3 separate regions of the Homo sapiens genome follow, and regions 2 and 3 are each linked to region 1. The links are chromatin contacts, found by Hi-C or POLR2A ChIA-PET in ENCODE. All regions are on one chromosome and are shown on one strand. Each heading gives the region's core, a stretch centred on a gene start or an enhancer-like site at or near the end of the contact. The rest is flanking DNA. Distances are from core to core; before and after follow the strand shown. Region 1 has its middle 170 kb from the start of RHOU. Region 2 overlaps LOC124904539 (a long non-coding RNA gene). Region 3 has its middle 130 kb from the start of RHOU.

Evidence for each region. A loop is a pair of places that touch in the nucleus more often than their neighbours do. ChIA-PET counts read pairs that join two places held with the same protein, here RNA polymerase II (POLR2A). Pooled maps may share reads with other maps.
Region 2: a map of endothelial cell of umbilical vein shows a loop between it and region 1 (5-fold over the local background). The contact joins two enhancer-like sites. A Hi-C loop is called at or near these places in 3 of 168 maps with a recorded cell type or tissue (HepG2, aorta and endothelial cell of umbilical vein) and 5 of 50 pooled maps. POLR2A ChIA-PET finds 5 or more read pairs at or near these places in 4 of 52 experiments (HepG2, PC-3, Panc1 and 1 more).
Region 3: a map of ascending aorta shows a loop between it and region 1 (2.0-fold over the local background). The contact joins two enhancer-like sites. A Hi-C loop is called at or near these places in 3 of 168 maps with a recorded cell type or tissue (DLD1, aorta and ascending aorta), 2 of 37 single-sample maps with no recorded cell type and 6 of 50 pooled maps. POLR2A ChIA-PET finds 5 or more read pairs at or near these places in 5 of 52 experiments (A549, IMR-90, MCF 10A and 2 more).

The regions. Positions count from the first base shown.
Region 1 is chr1:228,901,053-228,904,603 of GRCh38, forward strand. No RefSeq gene overlaps it. Among named protein-coding and RNA genes, the nearest start is that of RHOU, 170 kb to the left of the region's middle. RefSeq lists a silencer at 2,030-2,324. Within about 2 kb of position 2,264, at least 16 of the 41 ENCODE cell types and tissues checked have a DNase peak (open chromatin) inside an H3K27ac peak, as active enhancers do; they include ascending aorta, where a contact is called at or near this core.
Region 2 is chr1:228,936,692-228,940,035 of GRCh38, forward strand. All of the region lies in intron 2 of LOC124904539 (a long non-coding RNA gene), which reads right to left. Among named protein-coding and RNA genes, the nearest start is that of RHOU, 200 kb to the left of the region's middle. Within about 2 kb of position 1,925, at least 17 of the 41 ENCODE cell types and tissues checked have a DNase peak (open chromatin) inside an H3K27ac peak, as active enhancers do.
Region 3 is chr1:228,859,931-228,863,232 of GRCh38, forward strand. No RefSeq gene overlaps it. Among named protein-coding and RNA genes, the nearest start is that of RHOU, 130 kb to the left of the region's middle. Within about 2 kb of position 1,326, at least 9 of the 41 ENCODE cell types and tissues checked have a DNase peak (open chromatin) inside an H3K27ac peak, as active enhancers do; they include ascending aorta, where a contact is called at or near this core.

The sequences.
Region 1 (3,551 bases), core at 1,014-3,513:
AGACGTTTGCTTTGACTTTCTGTATGCTTTCTGGCATTAAGCACTCACTTGCGGGCTGACAGTTTGCAGCATTTATAAAGCATCTTAGCTTTCTCATGGGACTGGTATGAGATCTTGCCACCCACCCATGGAAGCTGTAGCCCTCTTCACTGCTGCGGCCACCAGGGTGTGGGTGGAGGGTCGGCCCCACCACACAACTGTAACTAGGCCCACAGGTTGGGTGTGGAGAGCTGTGCATTAGAAGGGATGGGTCCATCTGGGGCCTCTGCAGGTGGCAGGAAGAGACTGTAACGTCACCCATTAGTAGCCCTAATAACATTATGAGGCTTAGTCCACTGAATCCAAAACTTTTCCTTGGTCCATGGACCCATGTCACACTTTAATGCAATCTTACAGAAAAATGCAAAAACCCAAACTGCTAGACCAAGTATTTCTATCTGCATCCCAGCTTTCTTACACTGTCATTGCAGGGAATACTTGGGAAGAAGAATGTTCTCAATGGGTGCGAGCTTGACTCAGCGTCAGCCCCTCCTAGGCTGCCACTCTTTTCTGTTCAGATCAAGTGATCAGTGCTCTGGCATATTGGCGGGGTCTGCAGTGATGTGGGTGGTCCTGTATATTGAGAGGCCTTTGGTAACCTCTCACTGGAGCAGGGTCAGCTGGTCCTGGAAACACACTTGACACGCTGGAACCTGCGGTTTGAGCTACCATGCCTCATGGGTCTTATTTGGTATTCAGAATATGTCCTGGAGAGCAGGGAACTTAGGAGTGTAACAGTGTCATTTGGCAGGGACCAGAGACTAAGCGTTATCTTCTAAGGTGAGCTCTTCCTCGGGGCCCCTTCCACACAGCCTCCAGGTGGCCACTCCCAGCTTGCTGAGTGTCTGCAGAGCCCCTGCTATTGATGTGTGTATTTAGATCTCTTAGTATCCTCCCACCTAAGTAAATGAGGGGTCTCAGCTTAGCCTACACTGTGCTTCCCTGCATGTACATGCATGCACACGCTCAACACAGCACATACACACACTCAATACCCAGCACACACATGCATATACACCCACAGGCTGAGTGGCCAGTGCTGATGGGGAGGAGTGCTGATAGAGAAAGATTTGGGGGCCAGTACCCTGGGCTGAGAGCTTACATGTGGCCCTGGGATTGTGGCCAGTGTCTTGGAGAAAGAGACTACAGGTAGCGTAAAGTGGGTTGTTTTCAGGAAGGTCTGTGTTACACTCTGAGAGTATGCCACGACTCTTTAAGGCTCAGATGAGAAAGAGTGACAGAGTTGGGAAAAGGGGCATCCTCCTCACTTTTGCACAGGACACAGTGCCACCCTGGGCTGGGAGACTAGAAGGGAAGTTTGTGTCATTCAGTGCCATGGGGGTTCTTCAGTTTCAGGAGATGTCCCCCACCCCCCGGCAGGGTGCTAACCATGGAGGGCAACCACTGATGCCTCCAGCAGCTTCTGGACAGAAGATCCTGTAAGGAGCCAGAGAAGAAGGAGAGGGGCCTGGTGCTGTGCATGTGTGAGGTTGTTCAGGCTCCTTCAATGGCCGGTGCTGTGACATCTACATGTCTCTCTCTGTGTGTCTGTCAACCTACCTATTGACTGTCTATCTACCTACCTATCCTATCATATCTATCTCTATCTTTCATCTATTTATCATCTATCTACCAATCTCATCTATGCATTTAAATATGTATGTATGTATGTATCTATCTATCTATCGATCGGTCGATCGATCATTTATTTTTTATCTTGATTACACCAGATAAGCTGAGGATTTTGCAGGTAAGCACGTGGAAGCTAAAGGCCAGCAAGACTTGGTTAGGAATATCAATGCGTCCTCTCTCACGGCTACCAACCAGCCAGTGAGGGATTTGCAGTGTGACAAAACAGGCCTAAGCCCTGACTGGCTGAGGGAGCCAGTGCCTTACAGGTTAGTCAACCAAATGGGGATAGTGGAAAAAACAATGCACAAAAGGTTTCTGAAAAGCAGAAATCAGGGTGCCCTGGAGTAGTCATGGCAGTAAATTAGCGGCAGTCAGTGGCATGGTGCCCACAGCTGGGCTTTTCCCGGCCTCTTTTTCACATGCCACAGGGGACCGTTTGCTACAAGGGAGCCTCAGTTGGCACCACTCCACTGTTTATATTTGGTCATTTATTCCCAATCCTCATGAGTCAACCAGAGAGCTCTGCCAGTGGTGATGATTCTGCCGCGCTGTTTTATCTGGAGCAGTGCCATGGACTCTGTGCTGATGTATAATCCCTGAAGGAAAACAGGAAAAGATAGCCGTACACAGGCAAAATATGTACATATTTCACTGGCGCAGCCACAAAGCCAGAATAAGTCAACTAGTTCAGCTGAAACAAAAGTCAACCCAAACACTGAACCACACAAGCCCAGGAAATTTTGTTTAAAAAAAGAAAGATATGAAGAAGGAGGAGGAAGATGCGACATGCTCTGGGGAGCCCTGTTTCAGACTCTGTTCTGGTGATCCTCACGCAGGTGAAATCACTTTCCACAGTGGGCTTGGGGGCTTCGGGTGCTAACTCTTCCCCACTGTCTCACTGACAATGGTGGGCGCCCTGGGCTGATTCCTCACTATCTATCCCAACACTCTCCTTTCCTTCACCCAGAGCCTGGAGAGCTAAACCCTATGTTTCCCAGGCCCAAGGCTCCAGATGTGATTAGTATCTGCCAAGCAAATTCCCTCCTGGAAGGGTTGATTTCAGAGCAGAGTTAAGCCAAACAAGAGGCGGGACACAAGACTTCCAGTTTTGCAGGTGTGGGACTGTTGCAGAAAGATCACTGTTCCATGCAGTGAGCAGCTACAGGAACAGTGCTTCGATTCCTTGGAGGCAGCTTTCCCTGCGCAGCTCTGCAGACTGCAGTGCTAGTCGCGGCTTCCTGATTCAGCAGGCAGCCTCCTCAGAGCAGCAGGAGCTGTGGGGACTGTGGGGACTGTGGTGACTTTGGTGACTTTGGCCACCAGTCCTGCAATGTGGCTTTGGATGTAATTCCTAGAAGCTTAGCCTCAAATCTGTTTCCTCTGCTCTCCCAATGATTCTGTAAACTATTTCACACCCTCAATATTTCTTCTCCGCTTAAACTAGCGAGAGTGTATTGTATTCTGTGCAACTCAATGCTGATGAATCAGAGTATAAAATGGTTTAGAGCGGGGTTTGGTGGCTCACACCTGTAATTTCAGCACTTTGGGAGGCCGAGGTGGGAGGATCACTTGAGCCCAGGAGTTTGAGAACAGCCTGGTCAGCACAGTGAAAACCCCATCTCTACAAAAAATTTAAAAATTACCCAGGCGTGGCGGTGCATGACTGTGGTCCCAACTACCAGGGAGGCTGAGGTGGGAGGATCACTTGAGCCCAGGAGGTTAAGGCTGCAGCAACTATGAATGGGCCACTGCACTCCAACCTCATGACAGAATGAGACCCTCCCTGCCCCTAAAAAATAAATAAACCAGATTGGCCATGCTCACTTCACAGTGAATAGGATGGCATGGAGGCCCAAGGCAATCTTGGTAAGTTGCTAAGT
Region 2 (3,344 bases), core at 675-3,174, 35 kb after region 1:
TCGGGTCAAGGCACACAAGGCCTCTGGGTCCCCACTTCCACTCCACCAGGCAGATTCTACTTTTTTTTTTTTTTTAATGTACTGGGGCTCTGCTCATGGTTTATTTTAAAGAAAAGTTTCTGCTGCTTTAAAAAAAAAAATTGAAAACCCTGAAAACTGTCCCTCTGGCCTGAGCTCATTTCCTGGGTGAGGAAACAGAGGCCCCGAGAAGCCTGAGGACTGTCCAGCATCCCATGGCTGGGTGGCTGGTAGATGGCCAGCCCGGGCAGAGCCTGGTCTCTCGGTGATTTTCACTGTCTCTCTCCATTTGTGTCATATCTGTGTCCTCTCCATTTGCAGCAGGGACTTACACCTCCTTTTCACCTGCACCAATGCCAGGATGGAGATTTGCTTATGCCCCTTGGCCCTGCAGGCAGCCCAGCGACTCACAAAGTCTCAGGACCCTACTGCAGGGGTCCCCAACCCCCAGGGCCACAGACCTGTGCCAGTCCCCAACCACCCTGGGCATGCCCTGCAGAGGTACCAAGCCCGGGGCTGGAAGGGCGGGGATGAAGATTATGGATGCCATCTGAATCTTTTCAAATTCAACACATTTTTTTGGACACCAAAGCACTTTTTGTACATTTAAAAAAAATTACTCTAAACACTAAACCTGGAAGTTGTTTTCTGAAGAAGGTGAGGGGAGAGCACCTCCCCCAGGCAACCTAGATCCCTCGCATGCACAGTTCCCAACACGGAGTCTTGTGGAAGGGAGCGCTCAGTAAGATGTCATTTAGCTTAAAGACTGTGGATGCCTGAGCATGCCGCGTTTCCCGCAGCCGTGCTTCTTGCTTGGTGCTCAGTCTTGGCAAAGTCATCTCCGGCCCTACGTTCTCAGGTGTGAACGGTGGAGTCAGGGGTGCTGAGGGTCATGCTCACTCACCAACTACCCTGCACCAGCACCCTCCCCCCTGCACTGGTTTTCTGTGCTCTCGTTTGGTGTCCCCAAAATCTTGAGGCCTGTAGGATTATCACCACTACACAGAAGAGGAAACCGAGGGTTAGAGAGGTGGTCTGAATGTCTAAGAAGGGAGATCCAGGATTGGAACCCAGATTTGTACAACTCCAAAGCTCTCTTGTGACCTGTGCCGCCTCCCAAGGGGTGAGCAATCGTGCCTCCCTTTCCTCTGCTCAGCCACCCTGCAGCTCACACAGCTGCAGTAATGACTGCTCTCGAGAGAGCTGCCCCACCCAGAGGGGTTTAAGGCAGAGAAGAGCGGCCTGCAGCCTAGTTTCTCTCAGTGTGCCTTACAGCCAAAGCCAAAGACTGAGGCCGACTCCCAGGACAGGGCCGCTACCCTGGCCTCAACACCACAAATGACTGGACGCAGCTGCTGGCAGAAAAAGCCGCACTCCAGGCATTTAGTACCTAACCGAAGAAATCCAAAGATTCTTATCTGTGCCTTGCTTCTCAACTGCAGAGGTTCTTCCCTTTTGTCCTAACACACTGGGAGGGAACTCTGCACTGATGACAAGTAACCATGAACGTGATTCCTTTCCCTCCTGCGGTGGTCATCTTCAGCAACTCTAGCCGTGAAGCCAGCCTGCCTGTCTCTTTCTTTGCTTGTGTTGGGTCATATTACTGAAGAAAGAATAATAGCAACACTGTTACCCGCCTGTGTACCAGTCTTTGTTCACGGGAGGTTTTAGGATCTCTATGACACACGCAGGCAGAGCATGCCACCGTCACTTAGGAGGGGAAGCCAGAGGTCTTGGAAGTCACACACTAGCAGGGAAGAGACCTAGGTTTTCCCATGGCTCACTGCAGCCTCCCTGAACTCTTTTTCCACAGATGCTAGGCTGACACTCCCTTGTCCCCCTCTAGAGCTCTGTGAACAGGAAGAGGTTGTCTTCTAGCTGTGTAGAGGCTGGGGGAACAGCCCACAGTGCAAGCCACGACTACCTGCTCTGAAGTGGAGGGGCTGTGGAGCAGACAGCAGACTTCTCCCAGCTGAGCAGAGCTGGGCAAAACAGATCGATCTAAACCGCCCTTAGCGGATGTTCTCATTTCCCTGCTGCCCTAAAAGTGGTGTCCGCCTGAGGTGAACACTATAAATAACTGTTCACAGGCGGGTTGTTAAGGACTCTATGGCCTGTGTTGGCAGAGACAGATTCCGGGAAGTCAGTGACTTGGTCACTTCCTACTTAAAACGCAGGGCACCAAGGAGCCTATTTTGGGCTAAATGCAAAAGCCTGGGAATCAAAGAAGAAACGTTAGAGGAGAGACCGACCTCTTGCTTTTAGCCACAGTTTGGAAAAGTTTTTTGTTGTTCTCAATAGTTCGATGGAAAGTGGTAAAAATGCTTTAATTAATTATTAACCTTGGTATTTTTCTTCATAGTTCTCAACATGCTTCACACACCTTTCCTTCTTTGAGCCTCAAAGCAACACTGTGAGTAATCTTATTGTTGTGAACCCATTTTACAGGTGAGAAGACAGAGGCAATAAACATAAGGGCTGGGCCTCACACCTGGATCTGCTGCTCCCTAGCCCCTAGTTATTCCTTCGCCTCACACCCAAGGCCATGATCTCACTAAAAAGAAACACCTTTAAGAGCAGGCACCCCTGCCTGATTCAGTCAGCAGTAAGCCATCAGCAGATCTTGCCCAGTTATAGCCTGGTCCACCTGTTTGTAATAAGCATAGTGAGAAGGACAGAATCACAGCTAGGTGGTTGGCAGGTTGAGTTGAGACTGACCACAGGGTGTGTTTGGTTTCTGGATGGGGCTGGGGTCCTTCTGAGCGTGAGACAATAGATGACACTCAGCCACAGGAGGCTGGGCCCAGCAGGGCCTCCGGCCTCAAAGCAGCGGGGTAGCAGCTCTGAAGTCAGAAGTTGAGGCTGCAGTCTTGAGGCAGAATTTCTTCTGTGGGACACCTCAGTTTTTGCTCTTAGGGGGATCAACGGAATGAGGCCCATCCACATGATCAGGGGCAATCTCTTGAAAATCAGCTTATTGTACATGTGACCCACACCACAAATACCTCCACAGCAACGTCCACATTAGTGTTTATTAAATAACCGGGTCCTATAGCCTAGCCAAGCTGATGCATGAAACTCACCATCACATCCTGTATCCATCTACAGCTTTCTAGGGCACTGTGGTAGCCCAGGTGAGGCGTTGTGCTCTAAACTCAATTCTCTGGAACAAAACTGCTGGGCCACTTTTTTGTTAGTTCCTGTATCTCTCCTCTGATGTGCACAATTGTGGCTCAGGATTATGAAGTTCCAGAGCAGAGGACAGGGAAGGAAAGAGGGAGCAAGTGCCTGGGAGGAGCAGTAGCCGGCTCTGCCACTCAAGTGTG
Region 3 (3,302 bases), core at 76-2,575, 42 kb before region 1:
CTACATTTTACACCTGAAAAGAAAGCGGAGGAGTCAATTAAGCATTAGTCTGGCACTCAGCAAATCTACATTTTACATAAGAGAAAGTCAGCCTGCGAAATTACAGCTGTCTTGGAACAAAAGGAAGGGAGTTTTTGCATGACTCAGTTTCCAAGCTTAACTTTTCCCTTTGGCATAGTGAGTTTGGAGTCCCGAGATTTTATTTTCCTTTCACAGGCCTTTCCACTGTGGTGTTTTCTTCTGTTTTTTGTTTGTTTGTTTGTTTGTTTTTTGCTTTTTGGGTTTTTTTGGGGGGTGGGGTGGGGTGTGGGACAGAGTCTCATTATGTCCCCTGGGCTAGAGTGCAATGGTACGATGTCAGCTCACTGCAACCTCTGCCTCCCAGGTTCAAGCGATTCTCCTGCCTCAGCCTCCTGAGTAGCTGAGATTATAGGCACATGCCACTACACCTGGCTGATTTTTGTATTTTTAGTAGAGATGAGGTTTCACCATGTTGGCCAATCTGGTCTTGAACTCCTGACCTCGTGATCCACCCACCTCAGCCTCCCAAAGTGCTGGGATTACAGGTGTGAGCCACCACGCCCGACCTTTTCTTCTGTTTATGCAGTGGCATGGAGCAGTCCCTCTAAGAGGGCTGACCCAGGTATGAGTCATTCAGTCAGCCTGAGGGTCCAAGGGCTGCTCCATGGTGAGGCAGACATCCAGAAGGGTCCAGAGGGAGAATCTATGGCAAGAGACAGCAGTCTAGAGGGATGGAAGTGGTGGCAGAAAAGCTGGCTTTTAAAAGGCAAGTTTTTATTCTAGGCTGACTTTCTCTTATGTAAAATGTAGATTTGCTGAGTGCCAGTGAATTTATAATTTTAGAAACCCATCAGGGAGTTTCTAGATGAGTTTCTAAGAAGTCTAAGAAATGTCCAGGAAGGCCCTTAGCCACCTCGTGGAAATTGGGAGAGAAGAAATGTGTGCAGAGAAAAGAGGGATTTTTGATGCAGAGAAAAAGAACAGGTGTGTCCCGGCTGCTGGCTCTGAGTAACCCGTCTAATCTCACTGTACAGAACGTACCTGCACTTTATACTAACAATGAGTGCCATTCAGCGTGCCATTTATGATGTTCACAGTGGCCTTCCTTGGTGTGGTCCCTGAAGCCCTGCAAAGCAGGGACTGTGCGGTCTGAACCAAACAGGGGCCCCTGGGAATAGGGTAGCGTGTTCTGATACCTGAGCTGGTAGTAGAGTCAGAGCAAGAACAAAAGCCCCAGCGAGCAATCTGGGTTCAACCCCTGTCACCTTAGCTCACGTGCCTGCATTGTGAAGTTCACGGTAATAGCTTGACTGCATTCTCGCCATGGTTCTGGGTCAATAAATCAGTCAGTAAGCACTGGGTGAGTAAGTAGTGCAGAGCAAAGTCTGAGCTTGGTGCCACAAGTGGATAAAAAAGAAATAGATGACTCAACCTCTGCTTATAGGGAGGCTCTGATCTAGCTGAGATAGCACAGAAATATTTGGAGAATGACTCTAGTGCAGAACTGAAGGTGCAGAATGACTCTGAAACGTTGCTGCACAGCAGGGTCCAAGAAAGGAGAGGGCAGTGCCAGCTGGGTATGCCAGGAAGGCTTTTGGGAGAAAAATACTGGCCAGGGTCTGGGAGAATCAGCAAACATGCCTGAGGGTAGAAAACCAGTGTCCCAGGACAGGGACCCTGTGCAGCCCTGGGGTGGGCTGGGTGGGACCGAGCCGGCAGTGCCTGCAGGGATGATGGGCACCAGAGCACAGCTCTCAGCCTATGTGTCCCGGAGCTCTGGGCGCTCCCAGGTGTCCTCACTGCACCGTGGTAGCTCCTGTCTCATGGAGCCACCTGTCCTAGCACAACAGCTCCAATCACTGCTATTAGAACAGATCCAAGGGGCAGGCTGGGAGGGTGTTAGGTTCAAAAAGGAGCACTATGTAGAAGCAAGAAAAGAGATGAAAGTTTTGCTCCTATCTGCATCTGGCCAGAGAGCAGACTTTGATTTGCAACACCGTGTGGTCTCTGCAGGATTACGAAAGGGAAGAGGGGGTGGGCGGAAGGCTCTCCTCCCCAGTGCATCATTTTCAGTTTTGTCTTTTACTTTCAAAGAAAGCTGTCTTTCTGACACTGCATTCTGCCCTTTCTGACCCATGTCCCATATTTAAAGGCTTCACATAGACTATATAATCCAAGTTATCCCTCTGTGGAGAAAGTGGCTATGAGAATTAGAGAGACAAAGGGTGTGCTTGTGGGAATGGGATGTAACGTCAGAGCAGGTTCAACCTTACAGCTGTGCAGTCCAGTTAGTCAAATATTAATGAGTCAATTTAATTAAAGATTAGGTCCTCTGTTGCACTAGCCATCCTGCAAAGTCACATGTGGCGAGTGTTTTCATACTGGATAGCACCACAGAAAGTTCTGTTGGGCATCATTGCCACTTGGACCAAGGGATCAACTGCTTTCTGGGTGGGAGAACTGAGGCACAGGGAACCACGGCTTGGACTCCAAACTTAGTGCTCTGATCAGTGTGTTGTCCAAAGCTTCCAGCAGACAAGGATTCAGACCACACAATTCAGGAGCAATAAGATGGCTGGAGTGAACAACAAGTTTCCCTTGACTTTAGAAGAAAAAGATCTCTAAATCCTGGAGATGATTACATGCTTTTCCTGAGGGCTGAGGAAAGAGGAGAAGCAGTTGGTTTGTTTTCAATTAGCCACCCTCCTCCTTTTTCTAAGAAGAGGAAAGTCACTGCCAGGTCACAGGGCTCGGAGCCAGGGTCAGCAGAGGGGCTGGTCGGAGCACCTGAGCCAAGTGGGCTGAGACTCTGATCCTCGTGAGTGTCACCTGCCACCAAATGCTCTCTCCTGGGCTCTGCCATTTGGTTTTTTATGTCTGCACTGTGCTGACCCTTCCATCTCCCAAGCACCCAATGTTCACCGCCCCTCCTTGGCATGTGTGCCCCCTCCACCCAACACACGCCCTCTAGCGCAGGGCGGGATGGGGGCCGCCTGCAGCTGGGCCCTGAACTTCAAAGTTGGGAGAACCTGAGTCACTCATCCCAGCAAGGTGGGCTTCCAAGAAACCCCACTCCCACACTACCCCTGTCTTCCCATAGGTTGTCCCTGGGTCCTGTTAGAATCTCAGAGAGACATGGGACTACGAGTTATCCAAATTCAGGAATAGTCAGAACAAGTGAGTGAAACACACCTTTGCCTGCCTGTGAAGGGCCAGCTTCTGCACGGGCACCAGAGACACAAAGATAAATGCTCCCAATGACCTGATTTACTAAGGAAGGA